Linked DNA regions of Mus musculus: all the other regions are linked to region 1. The links are chromatin loops, found by intact Hi-C in ENCODE. Cell type or tissue: left cerebral cortex. All regions are shown on one strand.

What was found. Peaks named below come from ENCODE experiments on the same cell type or tissue, not always from the same donor. Only the 100,000 strongest peaks of a DNase experiment are listed, where the experiment ranks them.
Region 2: it touches region 1 in a loop (4-fold over the local background); 3 of 42 quality-filtered maps call a loop at or near these places.
Region 3: it touches region 1 in a loop (2.6-fold over the local background); 2 of 42 quality-filtered maps call a loop at or near these places.
Region 4: it touches region 1 in a loop (8-fold over the local background); 4 of 42 quality-filtered maps call a loop at or near these places.
Region 5: it touches region 1 in a loop (3-fold over the local background); 3 of 42 quality-filtered maps call a loop at or near these places.
Region 6: a loop joins it to region 1, with 4 times the contacts of the local background. A loop is called at or near these places in 2 of 42 quality-filtered maps.
Region 7: it touches region 1 in a loop (5-fold over the local background); 3 of 42 quality-filtered maps call a loop at or near these places.

What each region holds. Positions count from the first base shown.
Region 1 is chr13:81,942,392-81,946,391 of GRCm38, forward strand. No RefSeq gene overlaps it. Among named protein-coding and RNA genes, the nearest start is that of Gm41009, 57 kb to the right of the region's middle. In left cerebral cortex, a CTCF peak has its summit at 1,808 (motif pointing right); DNase peaks (open chromatin) are centred at 257, 1,830, 2,618, 3,323 and 1 more place; H3K4me3 peaks cover 2,104 bases; H3K27ac peaks cover 2,440 bases.
Region 2 is chr13:83,066,432-83,070,431 of GRCm38, forward strand. No RefSeq gene overlaps it. Among named protein-coding and RNA genes, the nearest start is that of Gm33073, 52 kb to the right of the region's middle. In left cerebral cortex, a CTCF peak has its summit at 2,335; DNase peaks (open chromatin) are centred at 83, 1,280 and 2,369; H3K27ac peaks cover 419 bases.
Region 3 is chr13:82,719,918-82,723,917 of GRCm38, forward strand. No RefSeq gene overlaps it. Among named protein-coding and RNA genes, the nearest start is that of Mir3961, 24 kb to the left of the region's middle. In left cerebral cortex, no CTCF peak of the experiment used is centred here; a DNase peak (open chromatin) is centred at 1,984.
Region 4 is chr13:82,940,250-82,944,249 of GRCm38, forward strand. No RefSeq gene overlaps it. Among named protein-coding and RNA genes, the nearest start is that of Gm33073, 180 kb to the right of the region's middle. In left cerebral cortex, no CTCF peak of the experiment used is centred here; DNase peaks (open chromatin) are centred at 377, 1,535, 2,693, 2,904 and 1 more place; H3K4me3 peaks cover 659 bases; H3K27ac peaks cover 4,000 bases.
Region 5 is chr13:83,713,474-83,717,473 of GRCm38, forward strand. It overlaps Gm52046 (a long non-coding RNA gene), which reads right to left. Exons shown (of 2, transcript XR_003950632.1): 1 at 3,305-4,000; 2 at 1,459-2,653. Among named protein-coding and RNA genes, the nearest start is that of C130071C03Rik, 5.9 kb to the right of the region's middle. In left cerebral cortex, a CTCF peak has its summit at 1,698 (motif pointing right); a DNase peak (open chromatin) is centred at 1,719; H3K4me3 peaks cover 3,406 bases; H3K27ac peaks cover 3,894 bases.
Region 6 is chr13:83,142,028-83,146,027 of GRCm38, forward strand. No RefSeq gene overlaps it. Among named protein-coding and RNA genes, the nearest start is that of Gm33073, 23 kb to the left of the region's middle. In left cerebral cortex, no CTCF peak of the experiment used is centred here; DNase peaks (open chromatin) are centred at 1,516 and 3,603.
Region 7 is chr13:83,722,733-83,726,732 of GRCm38, forward strand. The region is part of intron 1 of C130071C03Rik (RIKEN cDNA C130071C03 gene); the gene reads left to right. Among named protein-coding and RNA genes, the nearest start is that of Gm52046, 3.1 kb to the left of the region's middle. In left cerebral cortex, a CTCF peak has its summit at 2,436 (motif pointing right); a DNase peak (open chromatin) is centred at 2,448; H3K4me3 peaks cover 4,000 bases; H3K27ac peaks cover 4,000 bases.

The DNA.
Region 1 (4,000 bases):
CTTGTTACAAATACAAATTCCTTAGTCCTATCTTAGACAAAAAGAACCAAGGGCTTTGGAAATGGACCCAGCCACCTTCTTACAGCTCTCTGGGTGACTGTTCTCATTTCTAGTTTGAGAAGAGATTCTGAAGAAGACGGTTCTTGCCTCGTACCTGCCACGTTCTAGTCATTAAGTTCTGGAAAATTTGCTTAGCAACTCCATGTTTCTGATTTCTACATCCATAAAGTGAAGGATGTTCAACAATGGGCCTCACAGCTCTGACATTCCCAGGGTCTAGGATTCTAATTATCCGGTAAAAGAGAATTCATTAGGGAAAAGTGATGCCTAGACATCTGGCTGCAGGGCTAATCTAATACTGTTCAGCCACACACCACGCCCGCGAGTTTAATGCACACGATCCCTCTCCATCCTCATTAGCTGCAGATCTTCTTTGTAGCAGCTACTATAAAATAAAACGAGCCTGCTAAGTATCTCAAGACTAACTCAGCGTTCAGTAAGTAAAATACATGACTAGGATCTTACTTTTAATTGTTGAAAATGATGCACAGCTTTAATGATATTATGATAATGGAATTTAAAACTATATATCTTTCTTTTGAAGGTTTTCTTTCCTGCACTTATCATAAATGCATAGGAAGTACATCACTAGGCCCGTAAGCATTAATAGTTTGCCATGACTCCCCCTCTACTTTATGTAATTTATGTAAAGCTTAAAGCATGATAAACATAAGAGTCTGATAGCGAAGACTCCTAATACACCAGTGGAGGTTAGTTACTTCAAATGGCTGAAAGGTGTGTATTTCTTATTTCTGAAATTTTTATTATTCTAAAAATTATTTCCAAATATTAATATGATTTCCAATTTATTCAGATGTGTGTTACTATTTGACAAGTTGGCCCTTCCACTGAGGACTGATATATATATATATATATATATATATATATATATATACATACACACACACACATATATATATATATATATATACATTTATTACTATTAAACATCAACATGAGTTGATGAGTGTTTACTTCATAAACCTGGGGTGTAACTCTGCTGCAACAAGATTAGAACCCTGAACCCCGAGAAACACAGAGGCTGATATTGTACATTTTTTGCTATGTTATTCCTGCAGAGAAGATTAACTCTCTTCATGTCATTATTTTACTGATTAGAGCAGTGTTTTTAATATTGTGGGGTATGTTAGTATTTGAAACACACTATTGATAAGGCTATTTTGAGTAATGAAGTAACTGGGCGGATGTTACCATCTGTGAAACAGGAAAACTCACTATCCACATCTGGACCAGATGTGAGTCAACCTTTACCCTGTCTATTCATTGTCTCCTTAACTGAGATGCATACAATACATATGTGGTTGCTTTGTTGAAAAGGCTCTGTGGATATGCTTGCTTTTTTTTTTAAAGCGATAAAACAAACTCCTAGTAATTGTAATTTTTCCATGATATTGTGGAGCAAGAATACAATGATTAACAATATTTCATTGCTTATTTTCTTAGCATATATAAACCAGGACATTATTTTTAAGGACAATTTTGTGAGATGTTAGAGAAAAAAGTGCCATACAAAATAATTGTAGATCACTTTCGACAGTGGGTGATGCTTGGGCGTTTCATAGAAAGTTGTTGTATTCTCTTATTACAACAAATGATTCCAAGCTGGTTTCTTTGGGTTTGAGGTGGGCCCTGAAATTCTTTATATCAAATTCTGTTAAAAATAAGAAAGGAAAACAATAAATGGTCTGGTCTTCTTTTTCAAGTGACATTGTCATTTGTCCAGAAGGGGGCGCTCTCAGCCCGTATGCAGCAAGAGCTCAGAGCAGACAGTCTGATCTGCTGCGAGGAAACTGTCTGAAGGGAAAATATCAACACAAACCATGCGTTTGCCGCTGGAGCACGCTGGACCTCATCTGCTTAAAAAGATGCACGGATATAGTCATCACAGTTCATAATTTAATAAACTGCTAAAAAAACCCACACATTTTCATTTTAGCGACTTTGGTCTCACAACTAAATTCGCATTGCTACAAAGACATTTGAATTTTGCACTAATATGTCATGAGCACGGCACCCACTGCAAATTAATGAGTCTCTGAATAGCACTGTGCATTTGTCATTTGAATTTATGCTAATGTAGTGAGGTCTCCTGGTGATGCTGATAGTCCATAGCAGCCGCTTGAACCAGAGAAGATGTCGGCACATCTCTCTCACTTTATAATGCGATGTCCTCTCTTGGCTTTTCTGTCCTGTCACTTGGGCGGAGATCCTGTAACTGGTTATTGATAGGGCTGCTAATTATCTTTGACTTTACACTATTGGCCTGACCCCCAACACTGGGCAGAGGTAATGGATCAGTGTTGAGAGAATTATGTACATCACACAGTGACAGCCTCGGACCAGGAGGTCAGAAGGAGTTCACTGAGAACCAATGGTATTTGCAAGGGATGTTGATATAGAAACTGTTGACGATTTCCAGAGATATTGTGTAATTTATGTCAATAAGTCAATCTAAGAAAGTCTACTTTTTGCAGATATGATGAACAGCATTTGTTTGTATGTACAAAAATTAGAAGCTCCCTACGCCTTCGTTTTCCTGCTCCTACTGTATTTACATTCAGTCTAAGACAAAGGTCTTAGCACTGCTTCTGGCTATCTGCATCTTCATTATGGTTGTACCCATTTCCCGTTGGTCATGTGTATGTAGTGACACATTTGAGTCTAATGGTAGGATTGCTGGCATATTGGGCATGTTGTAGGAAGGAAAATGAACAAATTACAAGCACTACAGAATGGAACATCAGTTAGTGACAAAAGGTTCTCAGTGTTTTTATCTTTAGCCCCAAGACTTAATTGTGAAATTAATTCCCCCCCCCTTGATTTAGTACTTATATTTGCCTCTCTTCTAGTTACTGAAAATAAAAATGGGCAGTTTACTCTAGTGTATTCAGAAGAATCAGATTTTATGATTACAAATAAAATGAAAAAGCAAATAAAAACTTGAAAGCCCCAAACAAAAGTATGTGTGTTAATTTTGCACCTTTTAAAATTTGTTTTTCGATGGTAGAATGTGTGGTTCGCCCCACTCCAACAGAGACAAACATGCAAACTTTTCTTACTATATTATAACAATTAAAGCACACATATGAGTTTTGATTAAAATATACCATTGTTACCATCCATTCCCAGGTCAAAAATGAAGTGGAGATAAATAAGAGAATTCTTGGATTATCTCCAGTAGAAAAGGCATCCTCTGGCTGATTGGGAGGATCGCTCCTTAAGCGACATCGAGGAGCACGGTATGGAGAACTGAAGGTGACCCGAGATCGTGCAGAGTCCCCAGAATGAAAAGGCTCCTCCTTGAACAATGAACGCTCACAAAGATGAGGAATTTATCTGCCGCATTGCAAGCGGCAGAGGGCAGGGACCCCAGGGGAGGCAAGCGTTGCCTTCCCTCCCTCTAACCTGTTGGCAAGGCTAAGGGTTAAAGGGCTGCTCTGGAGAGCGAAGCGGGGAGTAAGAAGGCAGCTAATAGATTCTTCACTACAGCTCCTCCTGTTTCCCATCAAGGAAGGGAGACGTTTTTCACTCTTCTTGGAAAAACTTTGAAATGTAAACTGTTTCGATTGATGGCTCCTTCTGGCCCTGGCAACTCTTTTTGGTAGCTGGTGCTCTTTCTGTAATACTTGTTAAAAACGTCTCTGTAGCAAAGATGTTGTTTTTTATGTGATTTTTTTTTTTTAAGTCAGCGCATGTGTGAGTACAGACAGGCTCTCATCTTGCACGGCGGAGACAGGCAGGTGAACACCTCCCTCCCGTAGTCCTTATTCATTTGCAATACTTTATATGATTAGCCTCTCAGAAAGCTGTTTTCAGTCGAAACTGTCAATCCACTTCCAATGTGGCCCCTCTCCCTGGAAAGGAGGAGGCTGTGGCCACAAGCCCCTTTCTTAGCCTGGATACATTTAATATGCCAGAT
Region 2 (4,000 bases), 1.1 Mb after region 1:
CTCAGGATTATGAGTGGACACAGGTTTAAAGAAACACAAAAACAAACCCATGAGCTCCTGCTTTTAGAGCAAAACGAAATAGGGCTGACATCATGGAAATCTGCCAGCCGACCTAAGCAAAATGTAACGTGCCTACTTCTCCTTTCTAGTCTTTCTTTTTTCTATATAACGTTCATGGGAGCCAACATTGGGGGAGGGGAGAGCGTTAACCTCAGTACACACACACACACTATGAGGTGAAAAGTTAAATCATTCAAATATTCAAGGTTTCCCATAAATTGTTTCCTTTTGAAAATTTTGAATGGCAGAGTAAAATACCAATATCAATGCCTTCTTTTACTATGCATTATATATAAGTCAGTATTTTATAACTAGTCTCACAATTCTCTCTTTGTGAAAATTTCACATGTATTTTAGAAGATAAAGTCTTCAACAGTTTTAATATATATTTACGTTATACAAAATAACACCTTGGTTTTTGTTGTTTATTTCTTCTTGTTTTGTTTGTTCATTTTTGGTTTTATTCTTGGGCTTTTGGTTTTGATTTTTGTTTTTCGTCCTTTTTGTTTGTTTACTTAAGAGTGAAAGAAGGCATGGGTTTGAATTGGTCAGGAAGTGGGAAAGATTTGAGAGATGAGGGAGAAGAAACTGATCAAAATATATTGTATTAAAAATCCTTTATTTTCAATAAAAAATTAAAAAACAGAAGGCATGTAGGTATTTGAATAGATGAACATAGCAAATTTTAAAAACAATTTTATTAATTTTTAGAGAATTTCATACAATTGGATTTTAATCATTTCTTAACTCTCCCTTAACATCTCCCCCACCTACCTACTCATCCAACTTTATGTTCTCCCTCCCTCTCTCCCTCCCTCCCTCCCTTCCTTCCATCATCCCTCCCACTCCATCAGTATAACTATTTCACACTGACTTTCAAAATCTTAACTACATTCAAGAGTTAAACATGATTAGTTGATAACCTTCACCTTAAGAAACTATGCTTTATGAACAAGTTAAAATTAAAGCTTTGCTAAAGCAGAGATATAATTCTCACTCGTAGCAAACAATAGGCAGCTCTTTACATATATATTAAATGAATCTATAATATATGAAATCAATCACAATGCAACACATGAAATAAGTACAAACTGAGGAAGGACGAGTAAACCCTTAGCCAAGTGATCCATGGAGATCTCATGTAGCTGCTTGAGCTTAATAGCTTTCTATTAGGCAACAGCTCAAAATGAGGCATTCTTGAGCAGAAAGTGCTAAAAGGAAGTGACAGGCAGAGGGGACAGGAAGAATACCACACAGTGCTAAAGGAAAATGCAGGATGTGAACAAGTGCCATGGAAGAGACAGATTCGGCTTGAGTGAGCAGAGAAATTTTCAGAGAAAGCAGATTGTAGTTAGATTTAAAAGGCATGTCAGATAGTCTGTGGAAAGTCATCTCAGGTCTCCTGGAGTGTATCTCTATTTATTTAATTTAAAAACTTTGAATGCACATTAAATGAAAGATGGTCACAGATGTCTCTATAGATACTACACATATGCATTCAACTGCTTTATATTTACTATCTTAAAATCTTGTTTACATATTTGCTTACTATATTTTAACACTAACCCATGTTAAATTATAATCTCCATGAGAAGAGAAAACTTATTCTTGTTCCTCATATAGCTAGTGTCTAGTAAGTATTGTCACATACTAGGAGTATCTTAAGTGGTTGATGAAGGGAAAAGATGAATAGCTGGAAAGTTGGTTAACTTGTATTAAGGTGTAAATACACTGGCTAGAAGTAGCAGGACAGATCCACACACATGTTAGCCTAATACCCACTTGGGCAGTAAAAGCTGGGGGTGGGAGAGAGTTGCCCCACATTTGAGACTGGATTTGAAAATTCTAGACAAGAGCAAGGGTTAGAAGTTTGAGTAGAGGAGCAATGAGCTGTTGCCAACCAAATACTCCAAAGTATTTGTCTAATATAAACACTTTTCATTAAAAAGTGGTTTTTTTTTCCTTTAAAAAATGGAGGTGGGAGGTTGGATAATTAAAATAGTACTTTATAAACACAGTAATTGGAAGCTGCTTACTAGTGTAGAAATGTGATAGAGCCATCTGACAGTATAAGACCCTTAGTTTTAAATAGTTTTATCACACTACTTTGTTTTTGTTTTTAAACACCTACTCTTTAATCTGTGTTGCTTCTGCTAACTCCAGAAGAAAAGGAAAGCCATAGGTAAAGAATCTCTGTCTTCATGTGGTAGGAGCTGTCTCTGCTTCTATGTTCTGAGTCACCTTGATTCTTGCTCTGCCTGCAATCACCAGCTGGAGGCTCTGGAGAAAGATAACTAGCAGACAGCAAAGGCAGTGCAGCTGATGTGCTGTATCTATCTGGTTTTCACTCCCTTTCCAACAGCAGCTATGTCCCACTGGAAGTCCTACCGCTAACTCATTCTATACAATTCCACTTCTGCCTAGCTCTAGATAACTTCCCTTCAGCTCCAGGGACCACCTGCTTCTAGGGGTGCTAGCTCTGCACTCCAATTGTTTCCTTATTTCTTCACTTAATTCTTTCACACTTCTCTCAATAATCCCTTGTTTGAATTACATTTTCTACCTTAACTATCTTGACTTTAAAACATCTGAGCTTAATAACAGAGCAAGAACTTAAAATACAGAAAGTGAAAGTGTAGGCCATATATTTTAATAGTGAATCTGCCTTCTTTTGTCATGTTTCCAAAATACCACACCAAATTATTTTAACAAAAACAACAAACAAACAAACAAACAAACAAACACAAAACAGTAGCCCCCCTGTTGTTACAGAATACAGACAAAGCAGAACCACAGAATTAAACAAGGATGTACTAATGTGGGCAAATAAAGGGTTCCCTTGCTTGTAAATGTTAAGAGCTCCCCATTCTGTGTTTGTGGCAAATCACTAGGTTACAAAGTCATATACATCTTACAGAGCCCCAGAAAAATCCCCAAAATAACACTGAAAAAGTTTAAATGGCAGTATTTATCCATGTCCCTATATGGTCATTTCCTATAGGAAACTGGCACCTGTTTTTCTCAGAGGCCTAAGAGCTGAGTTAGTTACCATGACCAGAACATTTTCTCCAGCTGTGTCCTGGTTTCCACCTGTACTTCAGTGGATGTAGTTGGAAAGCACCTTGAGAAGCATAGCAAGTATTTACTCTAAAACATGTTGTCTAGAGAAAGCCCAAAGTGAGAAGATGACATGAACATGAAAAACGTTTAGCAAGATTAAATAAATACAGAATGTTCCTGTATGCTTTGAACATATTCTTGAAAAAAATCATAAAAAGAAAGTTTCCATAGATTATTTTTTATTTAATTTTATTTGTAATTCATTTTTTACACTCCATATTCCATTCCCTGCCCCTCCCCTCCCACCCTCTAACTGCTGCACATCTCATACCTCCTCCCCACCACACCTCCTCTCCACATGGATGCCCCCACCCTCCACCCCGACTGACCTCTAAACTCCCTGGAGTCTCCAGTCTCTTGAGGGTTAGGCGCATCATCTCCGAATGAGCATAGACCTGGAAGTCCTCTACTGTATATGTGTTGGGGGCCTCATATCAGCTGGTGTATGCTGTCTGTTTGGTGGTCCAGTGTTTGAAAGATCTTGAGGGTCCAGATTAAGATTGCTGGTTCTCCTATAGGATCGCCCTTCTCCTCAGCTTCTTTCAGCCTTCCCTAATTCAATAACAAGGGTCAGCTGCTTCTGTCCATTGGTTGGGTGCAAACATCTGCATCTGATTCTTTCAGCTGCTTATTGGGTCTTTTGGAGGGCAGTCATGATAGATCCCTTTTTTGTGAACACTGTGCAGCCTCAGTAACATTGTCAGGCCTTGGGACCTCCACTTGACTTGGATCCCAATTTGGGCCTGTTGCTGGGACTTCTTTTCCTCAGGCTCCTCTCCATTTCCATCCCTGTAATTCTTCCAGACAAGAACAATTATGG
Region 3 (4,000 bases), 780 kb after region 1:
TGTGTGTGTGTGTGTATAGAGATTAGATAGATAAATAGATAGATAGATAGATAGATAGATAAATAGATAGATAGATAGATAGATAGATGATAGAGATTTTCACATAGATTTCCCTTATATATCTAATGTAATATAACTGCAATAGTTTTTTGTCTAACCAATTATGTAGGATCAAGGGGAAAGCACTGTATGCCAAACAGTGATATTCTCTACATCTAAAATCTAAATAATGTGTAATAGTGTGTCCTCTATTTTCATATTCTTTTTAGTCATTTATACTTAACCAGTTTGGAAAGAATGACATTTCCAAACTCTCCGTAATATATAAATAGCATGTCTTCCTTCATGAGTTTCTTTCCTTCTTTCTTTCTTTCTTTCTTTCTTTCTTTCTTTCTTTCTTTCTTTCTTTCTTTCTTTCTTTCTTCCTTCCTTCCTTCCTTCCTTCCTTCCTTCCTTCCTTCCTTCCTTCCTTCCTTTCTTTTTTTGTTTTTGTTTTTTGTTGTTGTTTTTTTGTTTTTTGAGGCAGGGTTTCTCTGTGTAGCCCTGGCTGTCCTGGAACTCACTTTGTAGACCATGCTGGCCTTGAACTCAGAAATCCTCCTGCCTCTGCCTCCCAAGTGCTGGGATTAAAGGCGTGCACCACCACCACCTGGCTCCTTTGTGAATTTCTTAAAATAATATTCAGTAAAAACAAATGAAAAAAGAAAAAGATTTAAAATTTTTAGTGTTTATGGTAGTTGATTCCAAAGAAGAACATTGAGGAAAATTTAAATACAAACAGCCATTCACACAGGCAAACTGTTCGCTTATAGGGCTCCTCTTACCATCCCTTTCCCACAATGATGAGGAAGAAGAACACAAGGGAACAGGTTTAATATGGTTGGGAATCCACCAGCCAGAATGGCAGAACTGTTATCATCTTGTTGATGCTTCATGTTGCAGAGATACTAATTTTCATGTGTGTCCCAGAATGTAAACAGATGCTTGAATATACTTATGTTCTTACTTTGAGTCATTTGGGAGGAGAGGAGATGAATAATATACTGTCATTTCATTATAACATTTTTTAAAAACTTGGTTATGGATGTCTATCATGTACAAATCAGTTGATAGTAGAAAGGTTTCAGTGTAGTCGTGGTATTTATAGTGAAGAATATCTAAGAAGCCATTTATCAGATACTGACATTTTCACTTGAAAGAGTGGCAAAATATGGAAACAAGAAATTTATTTTCATTAAGAGAAAGGTGCTTCTTTCCAAACTAAATCACCTTGTCATGGCTACATTACCTGTCTCAGAAATAATTACTTTCTCTTTCCAAACTCATCTGACACCAATTTCTTCCCTTTCTTTCCAAAACTAACAAATTTTCTTATTCGCTTCCTTTCTCCCTAACTTGGGTACTTATATGCCTAACAAAGGTTGATAGACTCTAGTTTTTAATACATTTCCACTAAATTTTACAAATAGAGTCATAATATTTTAAGACTGAAAAAAACTGGTATTTCTTGTGTTTTAAAATAAATTAATTGAACTAGGAAAGAGACTGAAAATGAGAAGCAGCTTTTATATTTCAAAAATGAAATAAAATGATCACTTTCAAATTCTGGGAGATTCTCAATATAATTCAGTAGAGGAACTACAATGAATGACCATATTATCAATATATAAAGTACTTTAAATGTAAATTTCTGATTTGGTGAACTGATGTGTCCATGATATTTGATCAAGAAAAGATGTTTTGTTTTATTTGAATTCCTGTATCACATTGATGCCAAAGACACTGTTGTTTTTAAAGTGCATCAGCTAGGACATCACAAAAGTACCACTTTCCAAATTGCTATGGGTAGCAGCAAGACAATCAAAGGCATCATTCTAAATTGACTTTTACATTGCGAGAAATTTACTGATCTAAAAATTTACCAAGAGGGAGACCAGCACATCTGCCCCTATAGAAATGATTTTTGCATAGTAAGTGTTGATCTGCATAACCACATGATGGTTGCAAGTGCTGATTACCAAATCTGAATCATCATTACTTAGCAAAGTTCTATAAATACACATGGCACCATGTAATATATTCAGCTGCACTAAATTAATGACAAAGTCCTCATCCCAAGGAGCTTGGGGTCTAAAACTGAAGAATGGCACAAAATACAAATATGCAGAAAATACGGCATACAAGAGAAATTGTCAGTGAAATAGTTTCAGTGGAAGGTTTTTATGGTTTGAATAAAATGATAAATTAAAAATTTACATAAAACTTCATTTTTGGATTCATCATGCTCGAAAGTAAGCATTTCTAAAATACCACCTTCTGAATTCTTGGGATTATGTGTGTATGTGAATAACATATATATTCTTCATTTTTTATATTTAAGAATGATAAAATCAGTATATCCAAATTGAGTTCTTTATCCCTTCATGGTGTTCATATTTTTTACAATCTGCTCCTGACCACGAAAGACATTTTCGAGATTCTGTCTGCTCATTATCTTCCCCTACCAAACACCAAGTCCTGGTAGTTACCAAAGATATGGCAAACTCTCCAATTTCATCTGATACGTTCTATCTAAGTTCCTTCGGATTTCTATTAAAGGAATACTGTTCTTTCCTATCTGTTTGCATTTTAGTTTCTCACCAACAGTAACTTTGTGTTAGCTTACCCAGTCAGTAGGTATAGCTGTCTATTTTCTTTCTACATTCTCTATTGTTGTACATCTAGCAAAAAACCATGTATCTATATAATATTCCCAACACTCCAGAGAAATTAAATTTGTTCTCTGATGCATATATCAACATTCAATAAAATTGTCCTGTCTTACGAATAGTTTCTGTCTGCCATTTCATAAAGATTATCCCCTTACACCACTCAGAACACAGCGTTTACCTCCCTAATATCCATCCACCCATTCCTTCTCAATTTAAGGCATAAACTGTTCCTGTCCTCCAGAGGTGTGTTTCTGTTCCTCCAGATGTGAGAAAAGGTGATCCGTTATGCCCCAACATGAGGCTTGTTACTCATTGCAAGGATAATGTTTCTCCTGTCCTTGGATTTAGACACAATACTTATTCCTGGAAATGACTTTCTTCTCCCTCTGTCCTAGGTGGAGCTTGAATAAATGTTTTGTTTTGACTCCGAAGTCTCTTTTTGTAGTTGAGACTGCCTGGAAGTCATAGCTATCCCCCTAGGCCATTCCATGAGTATAAGAGTGGCAAGAATGTACTACCACTGTGGCTACCCAATACTAATTTTAATCATATATGTTAAATACTCAGTCAAACTGCTTCTAAGATTTGACCCATGCATGTGTTAACCTAACATGGGAGTTAGTCATTTTTACATCAATACATTTAGAGCTGTTTTTAAAATCTGTATCATAAATGTTCTATTGCTAGAGACTTGGATATTTTACTTAAATTATCATTAAAAAATTAAGTTCTAGGAGGATGAGGCATGTATATACCTTGGTATATACCTGATTATGTCTATGCAGGTATATTACGTTATTAGTAATTTAAGCAGATCATTTGTCAATAGGACTAAAGTAAATATTCTTGTGACAGAAGATTGAACTACTTAATGTGAAGTCCCTCTTCTCTCGTGACTAATCTCAAATGATTAGAGAACTATATCGGAGATGGGTTACATAGTGTAAACCCAGCACTCAGGATAGTGATCTAGGTCTATGCCAGAAACTGGGTTACTTAATACAATCTTAGTGCTTGGAACAGTGGCCTCGCTTTATGCCAGACATGGGGTGTATACTATAGTCTCTGTACTCAAGGGAATTGCAATCTCAGAACTCTGGCAGAATGGTTAAAATTTCAAAGTAAACCTATACTACCTGGAAAACTTTAGTACAGTCTGAATTATAAACCAAGACCATCTCTCAAGAAATAGAAATAAAAACATGCAACAACCTTTCAAAGTACTGCATGAGGCAATTCACTGTGAGGCCAAACCCCATATGGAAATTGTCTTTTTTTTTTTTTTTTTT
Region 4 (4,000 bases), 1.0 Mb after region 1:
TCTCTAGTTTCTTTAAAATAGATCCAGGATCACATCCTTCTTCCCTGAACATTTTTACCCTTTAAAGATGATCTTTACCCTACAGTGTTCATTTGTCAGAAATGTACTAACAAATGCTAAGATGCTATGGAATGGTGATAATTTCCCACGTGTTCTTGAATCATTTTGCTCCTTTTCTTTTCTGAGCAGTGACATTCCTTCACATTTTCATCTCTCGTCTATGCTTCTCTGCTCTGAGAAGTCTCCTAATAAAGCAATGATCATTTCTATCCATCTCTGGTTTATGTTTCACAGGCCATGAAATAAACCTGCAAAGGAAGCGCTGCAGACTGTGTGGACTGTGTTTGCAGGGGATGAAAAAGGTTGATGGTGGTTGTATTACATCTAGGTGAGTCAGTTCTCATAGTGTACATGATTTCATGTACTAGTTTACCTCTGTAGTTTCCACATAGCTTCTAGATAAGTTCATTTGTGTCTTTACACGTGGGCATGTTATTATGGATGTATATACACATGTGAATGTGTATACATGTATCTAGAAATACAATTTCCTACTAATTTTGATGAAAATTCCAGTTACTATTTTTGCATATGCCTGCCCACTGGAATTTAAAGTAGCTAAAGGAAAAAAAAAGAATTTTGATCACACAGTGCAGATTTTCTATATTATCTTTGCATTTCTTTCACTCAAAAACCTAACAGGCAAATAATTCTTAGCAAATTTTCCTTATTGATTACCATCTTCTCCAGGTTTACCTGGAGAGCTACTGGAAGAGTTAATGCCTTCAATTATTCTATTTTCATTCATTCCAGCCCATACTAACTGGATTTAACCAGTACAAACTTTTCGATTAATTTAATTTCCCCCATTTTTAAAGCACAGTTTAAGAAAATGTGTATATTAGTAAAAAATAATATGCTTTAAATGTGTCAAATACAGTTTTGTCTAAGCAAAAAAAATTCACAAATTAGTAATTTTATCACCAATCATCTTTTGTAGTAGGAAAAGTAAGAAAGAAATGTCTTTGGGGATCTTGTTTTTCAGTTGATACTAATTAGATTTTTTAAAAACCAAGTTTGAAGCTCATACTGTTCTGGCTTCAACAGCGCCAAATGATAATCCAAAGTGACATACATTTCCTATAGCAATAAAATTTTGGCAGATAAACTCCCCAATGAGAAACAACGATTTGTATGCTTAGATGAATTTGTGATAGAACGCAAATGAAGAAAGAAAAAAGAACAGAATTTTAAAAAGTAATTGTTCGGTGCCATTAATGCCCTCTCCATGTTTTCGAAAAGTGCCTAAATCCATGAGCATAGCAACATCCAGGACAGGATACATAGTGCATCACTGATGCACCCCGTTCTTGGAAGCTGGAGAGAAAAACTGATTGCTATTTACATTGAAATTCATTCCTAAAAATCTTGCACCCCTTCCCTTCATTATGCAATGTCGTCTTGGACCTGGGCGTCTAGAAATGTGGAAACTGTAACACTTTGACACACCATGTAAATGAGGTATCACTGTAACATGCTATTTAAATGACGTTTGGAACAAACACTCAGCAGGAAGTTTGGAAAACTTATAACGAGATTACCTCATAACTTTTTTTATAAGAGTATTCTTGTATTTCCCCCCAGCCATCTTTTAATTCCAATAAGAAGTATACCGTTTGCCACACTCACTCTCCAGCAGCAAAGCTGAGCACTGTGTTATTGCGGCAATTAGTCAGTAGCTGAGCCGGGTGTTTGAGCTGCTCTTTATTTTGTTAGACAATATTTGACTCAGGGCGCCTTTGTCTTCCTGGTGGAGATGTTGAAATGGGTACTATAAGTCTGAACCAACATACTATTTCATATTATCAGTTCTGAAATGAGGCTAGTTTGGGGTGGGAAGAAAAAGTTCAAGATTGTCTGTGACCTTCCTAGTTTTTCTTTTGTTTGTTTGTTTGTTTGTTTGTTTGTTTTTAACCTTTCATTTCCATGGCTAGTTTGGAGATGTAGAAAATGCAATCACAAGTTTTAAGAATAATTCAATTTAAAGTTTCTTCCTAAAATGAAATCAGTTTATTTTTAAATACCATGATTAAATGCAGTTAGGAATGCAACAGGGAAAACAGAAGAAAATGAAAATACCTTGTCCTGGTTATAGGGACCTTTGCATGCTTGTGTTAGAGACAAATATATATATATATATATATATATATTTCCCGTTTATATATATATATCACAAATGAAAGAAAAATAATTAAGGTAATTAAAAAGTCAGACATAATATGAATCCCTGTCAGAGAAGGAATTTTAGTTTATTAAAATTAAATTATAGCATCATCCTTCTAACATTCAAGAGATACTAGCAAGAGGCACAGTAGCCTTCGTTTTACAATGGCTACAGCTTTTGAAATCTAATCACATCCCTGGTGTTTTACTTTCTATTTTTTTTTTCTGTTATTTCTTTCTTCAAACGTCTTATTGTAGATAAGTAGTCCATGTGAAACTTCTTTCTACAAGGAAGAAGAAAGTAGAAACATCTAATGGGGAAAAAAAAAAGTTTCACCGGGCTAAACACTGACGAGCAAAGATCTACCCAGTGAAGTATCTGGCCAACAAGCCCAGACAGTCTCCCAGCAAAAAAAGCCAAGATCTCTCTGAGAACTATTTCGGTCTCTGTGCATGCTCTCTAAATAGCCTTCTGAAGAATTTCCCAAGGAGATTTCTTCCCAGGGCACTTGGGAAAGGTTCCTTGCATTGGGTGGGCTTTGAGGAAAGAGTGGATGAAAGCCTCCATTAGGTCAGATTGCTAAAGATAGCTGCCACTCTATCCTTCAATTCTGACAAGGGGAAAACAAGAAACAAAAACAGTCCGATGAAGCGCCGGAGAGCTTTCTGAATCTTTCTAAGAGGTTCCAAATTGAAGTCTGGCTAAGCTAACACCGGTACATAGCTACACAGGATAATAGAAAACTAAAGCTTGTGAACTGTCGACTGTTCCCGTTTTTTCACCTCTGAAACGATTTCTCAGTACAATGCCCCATGTCTTTTGAAGCTGTAACCTTATTTACATGGGAAGAAGGACAAAAGGCACATTTTACATCGGTAGCTACTAGCCACTTGTATTGGGGAAAGCAGCTTGTCAGTTTTATCATCAGCTTTAGGAGAAAGGCAATAGAATTTGTTTATACTCCCTGTTTGTACTTGAGCTATTTTCTCGCAGAACTGGCTGATAGAAAGTGGAAAGGCTTTGATTTAAAGTATTGTATTTTTTTTTGTTGTTGTTGTTGTGGTTGTGCTGTCTTCTGTCATCTCTTGGAGACCTGCTCTTTTCTGAAGAGGAAAAGCATGGAAATGGATCTCAAGGAGAGGGAGAGGTGTGGAGGGAGGAGTGGAGAGACAGAAAACTGTTGCTGGGATGTATTTCATGAGAGGAAGACTCTAATATCAATAAAATATATAAAAATATACATCAGTATATTAGATACATAGTTATGTATCTATATATCATTAAAAACAAAAAGTCACAGTGTATACTATAAACAGTTACATGTTATCAACAGTTAACCAGAAAGCTATTTGATTTCTGATATTTATCAATTTCTTAAAAGGCACAAAATTAACTGGGTTTGGTTGTTGCTTATTTTGAAATTTATCCAAGGTTCACATATATCTTTATGAATCATGCCCCATGGTAACATTGACTAAACCTAAATATTGGTGATTAATCTTTTAAATTTTATTTTCCCTTTACCCAAGTTCTGCTAAATAGATAACAATAGATTGTCAGAATCCTGCTTTGTTTGTTTGTGTGCGTGTGCCCTAAGCTCTTGATGGTTTTATATTAAGCAATTGCTATTTTCAAATATAAAAATGCATTGCTCATAGCTGCCTGCTAATTTCTAAATAAACCTAACCATAACTACTGCACATTGAATAAATTTTACTATAGAGGCTTTAACAAAATAACTTTCTATTTTAGACCAACAATGATCACATTTTCATG
Region 5 (4,000 bases), 1.8 Mb after region 1:
TTGAGTTGTTTATTGGTTAATTTACTGGTGATTTTTTTTAACAATTCAATTTAATCTGTTAACACTATGTTTTGTTGTGACATAGATTTAACGGTGGGACTTTCACGCGATGTTTCGCTTCAACAGCTTTCAATCTGTCTTCTTTGGTCCGCAAAGAAATACAGCTCTTTAAAATATTCTGTGTCTGTGGGCTCATCTTTATCCCGCCTTTCTCAGTTTTGCCCTCACTAGGATGTGACACACCCAGCCCCTAGGGTAGGCTATACTCTGGACTTTCGCTGGAGCTCCGGTCCATCGGATGTGGGAGCGCCTAATCTCTCAAATTCGGCCCTTCCCCCACTCTTTTTCTTAAGAGGTGCTCCGAACAGCAACAACCTTGCCCGGCCGACCTTCCGCTCCTTTGGCCTATGCAACTCAATGAAAGCAAAGAGAAGTTCCGAGAAAAAAGCAATGCTGTCCAGCCTCAGCTGCCGGTTTCTCTTCCTTCTCCAGCGACCAGCGACCAAACTCTGTACTCTCCACCAAAGATACCCCCACTCAAGGTTGTTCCCAGACAGGACTCCAAACAATATTCTGGAGGTAAATTCGAACGCAGCAAGATGATTGTGTTCCACACCGTCTTAGTCAGTGAACATGTATCATCTTCTTGGAAGAGGAAACGCCGCACACCATGGTGTCCTTGCCCAATTGATCATAGACCTGGTTACCCACAGGACTCACTAGGCTCCTAGTGCCTTAGAATACCACCAATTCATACTTTGGCTTAGGGATTATGAAGAATGCCCAAGGAAGGAAAACTGGAGCATAAGTGGGGAGGGGGCTCAAACGCAGGACATGAGAGAGGTCAGAACATCAGTCTGACTGGGGGCCTTTGAGATCTGAGATGGGATGCAGGGTGCAAAGCCACCTCCAGAGCTCTGATGCATTCTGAAGAATGGGAAAGCCAAAATGAAAAGTTCGTTTGCTTTTCTTGTTTGTTTTTTACAAGAATTCAGCCTAAATTATCAAGGTTTATGGTTTGCTTTTAACAATCTTTTTCAAAATAACTAAGAACACTAATTAACTAACTGATAAAATGTGGCTGGAGGGAGAAGCCATTGTGTAAATTATTTTTAAGCCAAGAGGCTTTGTGCTTCAGTTGCTCCCATCTTGTCCAGCCTTGCTTGATCGGGGAATACGAAGTTAGAAAGAAAAAAAAAAGCGTCTTTTGCATGTTAGATCCAGTTAAGCTGGAACATTTTCTAAAAGCAAGAACAGGTGTGGTGAACTCTATTCATGATCTGACCACTTTGTCTCACAGAAGCTTTAAAATTTCCTCTATGTTCAGAAAGTAAAGTTTTAAATACTTTCCAAACCCTTTCTGCATACATTCTGTCGTTTGCCTTAAAGAATGGTGAAGCGCTCTCTTTCTCTCTCTCTCTCTCTCTCTCTCTCTCTCTCTCTCTCTCTCTCTCTCTCTCTGTGTGTGTGTGTGTGTGTGTGTGTGTGTTATTCACTTGTTTTAGATGCTTCAGAAAAGGTAAGGCCCTTATTTTACATCTATTGCTGATTTCTCTTTGCCCCTTTAAATCGTGCATTTGTGTGGCCCGCTGGCGCTGGCGTTAGATTGGGAGAAATTCGGATCTGCAGCTAGCTCCCTTCTCTCTTCCCTGCAGGCTGGCGCACCTACTCACTCGCGCTGCATATCCTCTTTTGTCCACTAGAGGTCACTGGCCCCTCGCGGCTCGCCTCTCGACCCGCTGCCTCCAGCTCCTGGAGCTCAAATTAGCTTCCCGTTAATTAACACCCGAGTCCATCAAGGCGGGTTCCTCTGTACAGTACTCGCAGCAGAGCTTATATAGACAACTTACACACCCAGCCAAAGCAAACCTCCCCAAATCCAACACTTCCAGCATGTCCAAACTGGGAAACAGGCGGCAGAGTAACACGGGGCAAGGTATAGTGCTTTAACTTTTATTGGGTGGGGCTTGCAAAACTGCTGTGAAGAAAGCTTTCTTTGAGAACGCAGGTTCTGTGGGGCTGGTTTACTTCTTAGCTCTCCCAGGCTGGGCAGAGTGCTTTCTGGCCCCGCCAGCATCCTGGTCCTTAAAGAGAATTTCACCAGCCCGTGTCGCTATACAAGAAGGTCGCTGGTCTACACTGTTCTAGGCGCACACGAATGTACTGGCAGATTATTTATTAAAGGGCGTAGAGTACAGTGACATTCCCAGAGGTCATTGAAATTGCTAGAAGAAAAGGGTATACGCGACAGTGTTTCTCGTGTCCTTTGATACAGAACAGCAAAGAAGCGGGTAATGATGAGGGATGCACACCACGAATCGACCCTGTGTACATGAGATGGCCTGACGTGTCCTGGGAAGTTCTCTGACTCTTGCTGCATGCGCATTTTTACTTTTTGAGATCCTCAGAATATCTGGAATCTAGCTTTAATTTTATATTATTTTCAACCAAGGTCCCCAAAAGATTTCCTCCTATGAACTGGGTATACTGAGCCTTGGCTTCAGGCCTCAACGAAATTCTTAAGAACTGTGCAAAATGAAGCCTGAGTGTATTCCAACATAACTGTCCAACTTGGTCGTAAACCGTAAATCGCCGTAATAAGCTCCTTTGACGCGGTGTTCTGTGGTGGATCACTGCAAGTATTCTTAATTTCCTTCGGGGGAAAATATTGGAAAATTTTATTCTGATCTAAAGATTTGCCTCACTTGAGATCTTTTGCGCTGAAAGTTAGTAGGCACGGGGAGGCGGACTGTGAACTTCCTAGTAGCTTAGGAACTGGACTTTCGTTATCTGGTCCCCTGAAGACCTGGGCATTCGACCTCCTTTCCCACAAACTTTTCAGGCACGGGCGGAAAAACGATGCGTATTTGTGGTCGGAATAAAGGCTTCTCTTGGACTAATAATGGCAGATACTTAATGAAGCATTGTCCGCCTTCAGGGGAAAGGGGGACCCCAGTCGGACCTCTAACTACATGTATGCGCTAGGCCATGAGCACCAACAAAGTGCACATCGATAGTATGGAAGCGGGGTGGGGTAGGGGGTAAAAGAACGCAGATTAGGGTATGCGGGAGAAGTGCCCCCCCCCCGCAGCAAATAAAAAATCCACTTTTCTTGAGGTGGGAGGGGGAGATCGGGAAGTTCGCAGAAACTAGAACACCGAAGGACTTCGGACACCGCCCGAGTGAATTCCGAGGGTTTGAAACATCATTTTGTATTTCATAACCCTAAACTGAGGTATGGGAGGATCCTTGAAACATCCCCTCAGGAGCCAGCCCAACCTAAGTCATAAAAGAGAATACATACCCCAAACTTGGTCTGCCACGACTTGCTTTTGGCAACCTTGTGGCCAAGACAGAGTCCCAGCACAGGCGTTGCAACCCGACCCCGCTCCAGTCCTGGCACAGGTGTCAGCCAGAGCTGGAATTATGTAATGGATTTGGTGACCTGGGCTCCTACCAAAGGGAATTAGGGAGGGCGAGGCTTTATTTTTTCTTTTCCCTTTGACTACATCTGGTGTCAGGTGTCCCGGATTTGTGGCAGCAGGTGTGATTTGAAGGAAAAGAACAAGTGAAATGGCGGCCAAGCTCAAAGTGCCCTGGGAAGCTGCCAGAGAGCCTGTCATCTCCTCCTTGGCGGCTCACCTGAGGACCTTCCTTGCAGGTGCCCTGGATTCCAAGCAGGATAGGCAAATGTGGGGGTGGGGCTGCCCTCCTTGTCATAAGCTGTGGGAGTTCTATCCTGATGCATTTGTTTGCTTACTGATCCCCTCGCCTCATGAACATGAATGTGAGTATAGAGATACAAAATTAAATTATATATACATATGCATATGTGTGATATATACATACATGTGTGTATATATATGATATACACACATATATATGTGTGTATATATATATAATCTATCTATCTATATCATGCAAAGTGTCAGGGAGCCCCCTTTTTTAAGAGTAATGATAACTTTGATAATTTGTGCAGAGGCTAGTCTCTAAATTTAAA
Region 6 (4,000 bases), 1.2 Mb after region 1:
AAGGTATGACAATTGGACATCACTGTTTTATCTTTTCTTCTCATATTTTTATAGGTAGTCTATAAAATGTTCTGCTTATGAAACAACACTAGACTATGTATCTTATTACTATACAAGAGCCATGGTAAAATAAAACATTTGTCAAAAGAAAAAGAAGAGTTAAAAGAGTTATAATAGCAATGCCAGCAATTTCAGAGTGAGAATAAGGCAGATTCATAATTAATTTACTCTATATTTGTACCATACAAGCTAAGATCTGCTAACTATATGTATATACATAAGATATATAAATATACATATACCATACATGTAGAAACCGTTTTATATGTGTGTGTAGAATCCATCCTTACACATAGTGAGAATAATAAAATATTCTCCTCATAAATAAGTAATAGAAACCAGTCCTTCCTCCCCCTGCCAATAACAGAGCTATAAGTGATCACAATACACTAACTGGATTTATGAATTCATGTGTTCACTGCTAATGATCATTTATTCAATGGTGAATAAAGCTTACGGTTTGGTCTGTAAGTTTGAAATACCAAGCCATAAATAATTATTTCAACAGTTAGGGACTATAGTAAAATTGAGCAGAGAAAGAATAAACGTCTGAAAAACCCCACAAAGAACTCATTGAAGAAATGTGAGCTATACTGGGAATTAGAATAGACAACACATGCAAGGCAAACAGATAATGCAAAGCATTTTAAGCTTGATGAGCAGTAGTCATCAATAGAAAATGCTAGAAACAAACATAAGGATAAGAGTGGCCATTAGTGCTGTCCAACAGGACCAGGAGTCTTTTTTATTTCACATGGCTTGTTTGGATTTTTGAGTGTGCCTTAGGATCAATTAGAAACGTAATTAATTCAGGTCAGTGAACTGTCAGTTAAAGTGATCTATGTCATTCTCTTGCTATAGCATCTGTTAGAGTAGAATCCTCTAACATGCTTTCCAAACAGCAGCAGTGAAGAACATGGATGGTCCCATACCAACCTGGAAGTGGCTGCAGTAAACAAAGAAATTTCTGCCAAGATGAACGTACTTCATATAGTTTGTGAGAAATAAATCTTCATCATTTTTAGAAAGACTTTACAGTGGCTTATTGTCCCACTTTGACCTAGAGTACACAAACAGGTAAAGAAGCAATGATATATTCCATTTGATAGGCATATGTGACATATTAAATAAAGCAGTAATAAGTTTGAAGGAATAAACAAGTCAGTTTTCAGAGAAGCAAGAATTCCAGCTTAAAGTGGATAGAGTTTATTTGACAATAACAGAAAGCTGTTAAAAGCTTTCAAACAGGGAAATATTATGAACAGAATTGTGCGTTAGGAAAATTAATCAAGCAGGATACAGGATGCCTAGGAAGCAGAAAGACACTTAGAAGCAGGAAAACAAGCTATGCCATTGTGAAAAGTGTAGAAGTCATGGTGCTTAAACTAGGGTAGTAGCAGTAGGAACCAATTTGGCAGAATGAATGGAACAGTAATTTGCAGGTCTTGGCAACTGATGAGGCCCAAGGGACTTATAAATCATTCCAAGCTTTTGAGCCTGAATGATTGTTAAGATGGTGCCGCAGCCAGTTAAATAGGAAGCAGAGAAAGACGAACAAATTTGAGAGGAAGAAGTGCAAATTTAGGTCAAGTATGACATCCAGCTGGTGGTGTCCAGTGACCATTGGAAACAAACTGAATATAAATTTGCATCATTAAGGATATGAGAGATGAGAGAGTGCAAAAACAGGGCTTTGGGTATGCCTACCTTTAAGTGGCAAACACTAATTAATGATATCTAGCAAAGTGTACTTTCACTGACTCAAGACAAAGTGGAGCATCAAATAAGATAAATAACTATAGCACTTGATGCAGAGATGAATTAATATATATATGTGTGTGTGTGTGTGTGTGTGTGTGTGTGTGTATGTGTGTGTGTATGTGTGTGTGTGTGTGTGTGTGTATGTAATTTTCAAGAGGTCACTGCAGTAGAAAATCAGAATTGAAAAGACAAATGTGAGCCATGTCAAATAGAGTCAAGATTTTGTTTTGTACAATGGAAAGACAGACTGCAGTAAAACAAACCAGGTAAATTAGTGTGTATGAAAACATGGTGTTCCTCAAAAATCGTTGAAATGCAAACTCCAAAAGTATACAAATAATGTGACTATATTGATTAAATATACAAACAACATGAGGGAACAGTTATGGATATATGTATTATATATGCATCGTATTTGCACATTATTTCTTAATGGTAAGCCAGTTTGTATGTATTTATGTGTTGTGTGTGTGTGTGTGTGTGTGTGTGTGTGCGTGTGTGCGTGTATGTGTGTGTGTGTGTGTGTGTGTGTGTCTGTGTCTGTGTCTGTGTGTCTGTATCTGTGCAATATTGATGGTGTATGGATAGGAAATTATGGTGATTATGTTGCTGATGGCATTGGCAAATAAAATACCAATAAAGTAGTCATCAGAATTGTTGCAGAAGGCTAATTAAGGTACAGAAATTACTTTGGTTTATTGGTTGCTTGTGATGTGTATCTTTGTGTGCGTGTGGGTATGCACATTCCACAGAACACATGAGGAGGTCAAAGAATAACTTCCAAGAGTTATTTCTCTCCTTCACCAAGTGCATTAACAGGCCACCTTGCTATCCTCCATAAATTACTTTTAACATATGTAGTGGCACACATTAGGTAATCTCTAAAAATCTGCACATGATGCCTCTGCTAGCCGTGTCTTTTGCTTATATTCTGCTTTGCTTTGGTGGGAAGGGTAGTGCATAATCTGTCAGATAACACTGATCTTTTAAATAGCTCTTCTAATGGCCAGCCACAAATTTGTTACCTAACTGCCCACACTTAAGTATAGTTTCTGTCTTCACAAGGCTCTAAATAGAATGCTGAGATAATTCATACCCCACCAAAATATTTTATATAAATTCATTTACTAAGGTATAAATTAAACTGCTAAGTGCTTACTCTATGTGACATGGATGTAGAGTTTAGGGATATATCAATAACTAAAACTTACAATGTTTCTGTTCTCATAGAGGATGTGTTTTCTATGCACAGTTAAATGAACAAATTGTATTAAGAGTTAAACAATTAACATATAAATAATAAGCACCCTCATAGTTTTGGACTGTATATATTTCTTGAGGCTATCTCCTACATGATTCTTATCCTTGCTAAAATTACTGCTTTGTCTCTGTCTTCAATTAGTTTTCTTCATCCTAAAACTTCATCAAAATACATTACATGTAGTCTAGGTAGCCTGGGGCGCTGAGTCTTCCCACATCAGTCTTCAGTTTGCCAGGATACCAAGTATTTGCTATCACACCTGAGTCTCTGGGTGTTTCTTAATCTAGCAAAATTGATACTTAAATGTACAGAGCAGAATACAGAACTAGAAAACTTAAAACAAAATCACTAAAACCTCCAAACATAGCACCCACAGAAAGAATGTGATCAAGCACTGTACTTTATAAATGTCACTGAGATCTAAACCACAAATTTTAGAACAAAAGGATATATTGGGAGACAGAATGTCCAGGAAATTTCCAAATTAGCTGAAGAGTCAGTTCAAACATCAGATAAGTACCATGCATGACTTTCTAGGAAATACACAAAGAATGGGTTAGTCTAACAGGATGGACAACCACTAACAAGTTACTCACTGAAGGAGAGTTTTTATCATGAAAGAGTGAAGCTGAACACAAGTTGGTGTATTTGGAATGTATTTCACTGCTGGTGCTCATCACTGAGACACAGTGGTTGCTTCAGGGACTTTCTAAGGAAATTAAGTTATAACATAGGAAACTGATAGAAATAAAATGCACTAGTATAAAATCTTACTTTATGAGAAGGGTAACAAGTACCGCAAGCAAAGGTGATGACTAAGTGAATCGGAATATGGTAAACGTGATACAAACATTGTCTCGGAGGAAGAATGGGATATAAAAATGTTTGGTTTGCTTATTGATTCATTTTGTACAAAGA
Region 7 (4,000 bases), 1.8 Mb after region 1:
GCAGTTAATGACCTTGATACCTGGTTCCAATAGATAACAAGGCAGAATTTTATGAATGTATTTTTTGATCAAATGTTTTACACACACACAACACAACACACACACACACACCTCCGCGTAGATGCACACAGGTGTTCTGGGAGAACCTCTCCATGGGAGCTGACTTAGGAAGCTCTTCCTCAGAGCTTCATTCCCTCAGACTGCCAACTCATACACATAAAGGCTCCCTCCCTAGACAACCAACTATGGATTTAAGCAGACTTCAAATGTACCAGTCTCCTTCTCACAGAGTAATGTTTTCTGATCAATACTGCCACCCTTGCATCCGTTTCTTCATGTTACTCAACAAGCAGGGAATGGAATAACTGTGCCTTCTCTGGAGACAGTAGACCATGGGCATGTGACAAAGAGCCCAGTCCCAATCTAGTAGTTCAGTCTGTTTTCATTTCTTTAATTCTGTACTAAAGAGAGAGTTATATCAAGGGAGACCAAAACACACCAGGATTCTGTCTCCACCCTTCACACTAATCACAATGACCACTCACATCTATGTTTTTATAGCAAACATTTTCATGTTTTTTTATGACATGAATTATTATGCTGACCTAATTTTCTGTTCTAAATCAAGCAACTTTCCTTTACCCAGGGTATAATATGCTGACTTGTTGGCACTGGTTTGCATGCAAACACCAAAAAATTCCACCATTTTAAAGCACACGTTCCACTTTTCTGTATTTTTCACATCAGGGCTCAAAAATGTTTAAAGTTATACCAAAGACAGTGAAACCAGAATCCATTCTAGCTATGATTTGGGGGTGACAAATAAGATACATTCTAAAGTCCCACACAGAGAAGGGAAAAGGAACACTGCCGCTTTCCAAGGTGCTTGCAAGACCTAAAAACCCCTGTGAACTGGGTTTGGTTGCCTGGTGTATGTCTGCCCAGTATAGTCTAATTGTTCTGCAGTCTTTTCCCTCTCCTTCTCTCTCCTATGAAGGCTTCATTTTTCAAGAAGAAACCTTAATACTCAGCAAGATATAAGGCTCATTGAGAAGGAATAGAGCTCTGTTTTATTCAGTATTAGCAATGTGAGTTTACTCACACACCACACACCACACAGATTGCTAAGTGTCTATCTCAAGGTTTGAGTGCATATGTTACAGAACATACTCCTATCCACTTTCAAGAAAATTAGAACAAAAACTGCATTTATAAAAATGAGCTGAGACTTCATGAACAGTTGGGAGATTTTTTTTAAAAAAATAAATAAAAAGAACATAGAAAACTATATTTTAATCATCTGTTTTTAGGGAAACTAAGAGCTTCCTGTTTTATTTAAAGAAAAATGTAATTAGCAAACCTTTGCAATTATTCAAAATGGAGACAATAATTTGGCTATACCAAGGCTTCTTACCCACATGGGTGAGATATTTTAGACCGTTGTTCCACTCACTATTCTACAGCTAAGGGTATTCGATAGGAAATCCTGACCTTAGATTAACAGGTGCATTCATTGTTTTAAAAACTGGGATTTGTTAATAAGTGACATTTTAAATTGAAACCTCAAAGGCTTCAAATGCTCCAGTGTTCTACGAGGAAGGCATCTGCCCTAGCATTTGAACAGGTTAGTTATCTGAACCACAGTAAGGTTTCAGAGGCCCCTGCCTGCTCAGAACCTGGCCCATGAAAAGGAAACATAGAGAGTGGGAGGGGCTGCTGGGTCCCCTCCCTCCTCCACTCAGTGCCCGGCCCACCTGCACCACATCTACTCAGAAAATGACCATTTGGTGTATGGGGGAAAAAAAAAAACTCATAAGACAAAGTCTAGAATACACACATTGCACTCAGATATGTTATATAAAGTGCATATTCTTTAACATATCTACATTGTTATAGATGCTTTGTGGTGTGTGTTTGTGTGTGTGTGTTAAAAACATCACCCTCTCTCTAAGTTTGTCCTAACATGAGGAATTAAAGAAAAGAAAAGCTGTCAATTTCTGGATGAAGTCAGTACAATAAAGGTGCAAATGGCATCCCAAAGGACTTAAACAAATGACAGGCCTATGGTGCCGGACATTTGTAAAGATGCAGTCTTCGTTTGGCGCTGAAATAGGTACGGTGATGAAGAGGACTGTAATATAGACTCAAGTAAATTAGGATTTCGCTTTGGCTGTGGTCAACAGTATTTGCAGGTCCCCAGGGTTCCAGAAGAAAGGATCTTCGAATAGAGGTTGTGTGTATTGCCTGTGTTATCAGGTCCCTTCTGCGGCTCCCCTAGGACCATCTTGAAACTATAGCTTTTTCTTTCTTTGTTCAGTAATGGCTATAGAAGTCCAGAGTGTCTTGAACATAAAGATCTTGAAGCCACCCAAGTCCAGAGAATGCAGGTTCTCCCAGGCCAGGGCCGCCCCGACGACCCAAGCGAGGTGCTCAAGGGCCAGTAGGTGTCGCTGTTTCCCTGCTGGCAGGACCCTGGAGCCCGACGTTGGCCCCTAGCACCACTCAGTTTTCTGGCCCGGGTGATTTCCTAGACGTCTTTGAGCTCTGGGGATATGGCAATTCCCTTATTTTGTTTCTAGAACCCCTGACCTAAGTCCTCCTGGCTGCGACCACAGCAACATTGGTGGGCCTATGGAGAGAGAAAGGAGAGAGGAATATTGGTGGGGCCCAAAGGCCGCCCTGCTGGAATAAGCGGGGAGCCCGCTTCACCCGCTCCTTCCTTTCTCTCCCCAAGCCTAGGGTGGCGTCGGGGCTATCTGGAGCACCCCGGAAAAAAAAACCCTAAATTAAGGAATTCACACACGGCTGTACTTCGACTTTGAAATTAAAATAAACAAAAGGTTCAAAATCTAGCTTCGCGGGAACCGCTCACAAAAAGAGTTTTAATATCCTTATCTCAAAAGACAAGGAAAGAGGGAGGAAGAGAACGAGGGAGGGAAGGGGGAGAGAGGGAGGGAGGGAGAAAGAGAGAGGGAAGGAGGAAGAAAGAGAGAGGGAAGGAGGAAGGAGAGAGAGAGAGAGAGAGAGAGAGAGAGAGAGAGAGAGAGAGAGAGAGAGAGAGAGAGAGAGAGAGAACGTGCTAGGCCTGGACTTTGAGTTACCTACGGTCTTACCTACAGGGCTGTATGCAGAATGTCGGGTGATTGCGTTGTCCTCCCTTTGCTCTGAGAAAAGCTTGAACTACACTAGACGTCCCGCTGTCCACCCCAAACCGTTATTTACTAAGTATTAATCTTCACTAGATAGGGTTACCTCATCTTTGGAATCTGTACTGAAATTCTGGATATTGAAAATTCTGTTCCTTTCTCTGGCGTCCTGCGGCCCCCTGTCTTTGGCTCAGTATGCGGCGTAAGCGATTATTAATCAGAGGCGTTCTTTTTGTGTCTGGGGGGGGGGGGCATTTGGCTTGAAGATTCCATGACACGCACTTACATTGGTTGCATCCTGTAGATGTCTGGGGATTTTATTGATATCAGGATTTCTTTGCATAGGGAATTCACTTCTCTGTTAAAAGGTGGCAAGGGAAGAGGGCAGGAGCCACCCTAAATTCACGGTCTTGAGCAATCGCAAGAGGTAGTGTGGAAATAGAAGTAGTTGTCCATTTAACTTGACTCTAAGATAATGCCTTCAATCAAGAGGTTGCTATGTGATTTAAAAAGAAAAGAAGAAGAAGACATACTGCTGTGGTTTTGTGTAAAACTAAAACATTTGTAGAGAGGAAAACCCTAACAAATATAAAACTAGCAGACAGGAAAAAAAAATTCCACTTAGTCCCAAGTATGTTTGAATAATTTTGTTCTGGTGTCAAGACTGAGGCCTTACCATTTCAGGACCCGCAGCGCAAGAGGCTGCGTAGTCACTGAGAGCCTGAAATTTAGCAAGAGTTCGTAAATATTTTCATTAAATGCCCTTTGCATTTGCCCTTTCATAAAATCGGCTCCTTTCTTTAAAGTCTTATGCCTTTTACACAATTCTAAAAAAATCATTTCTTATCGAAGCA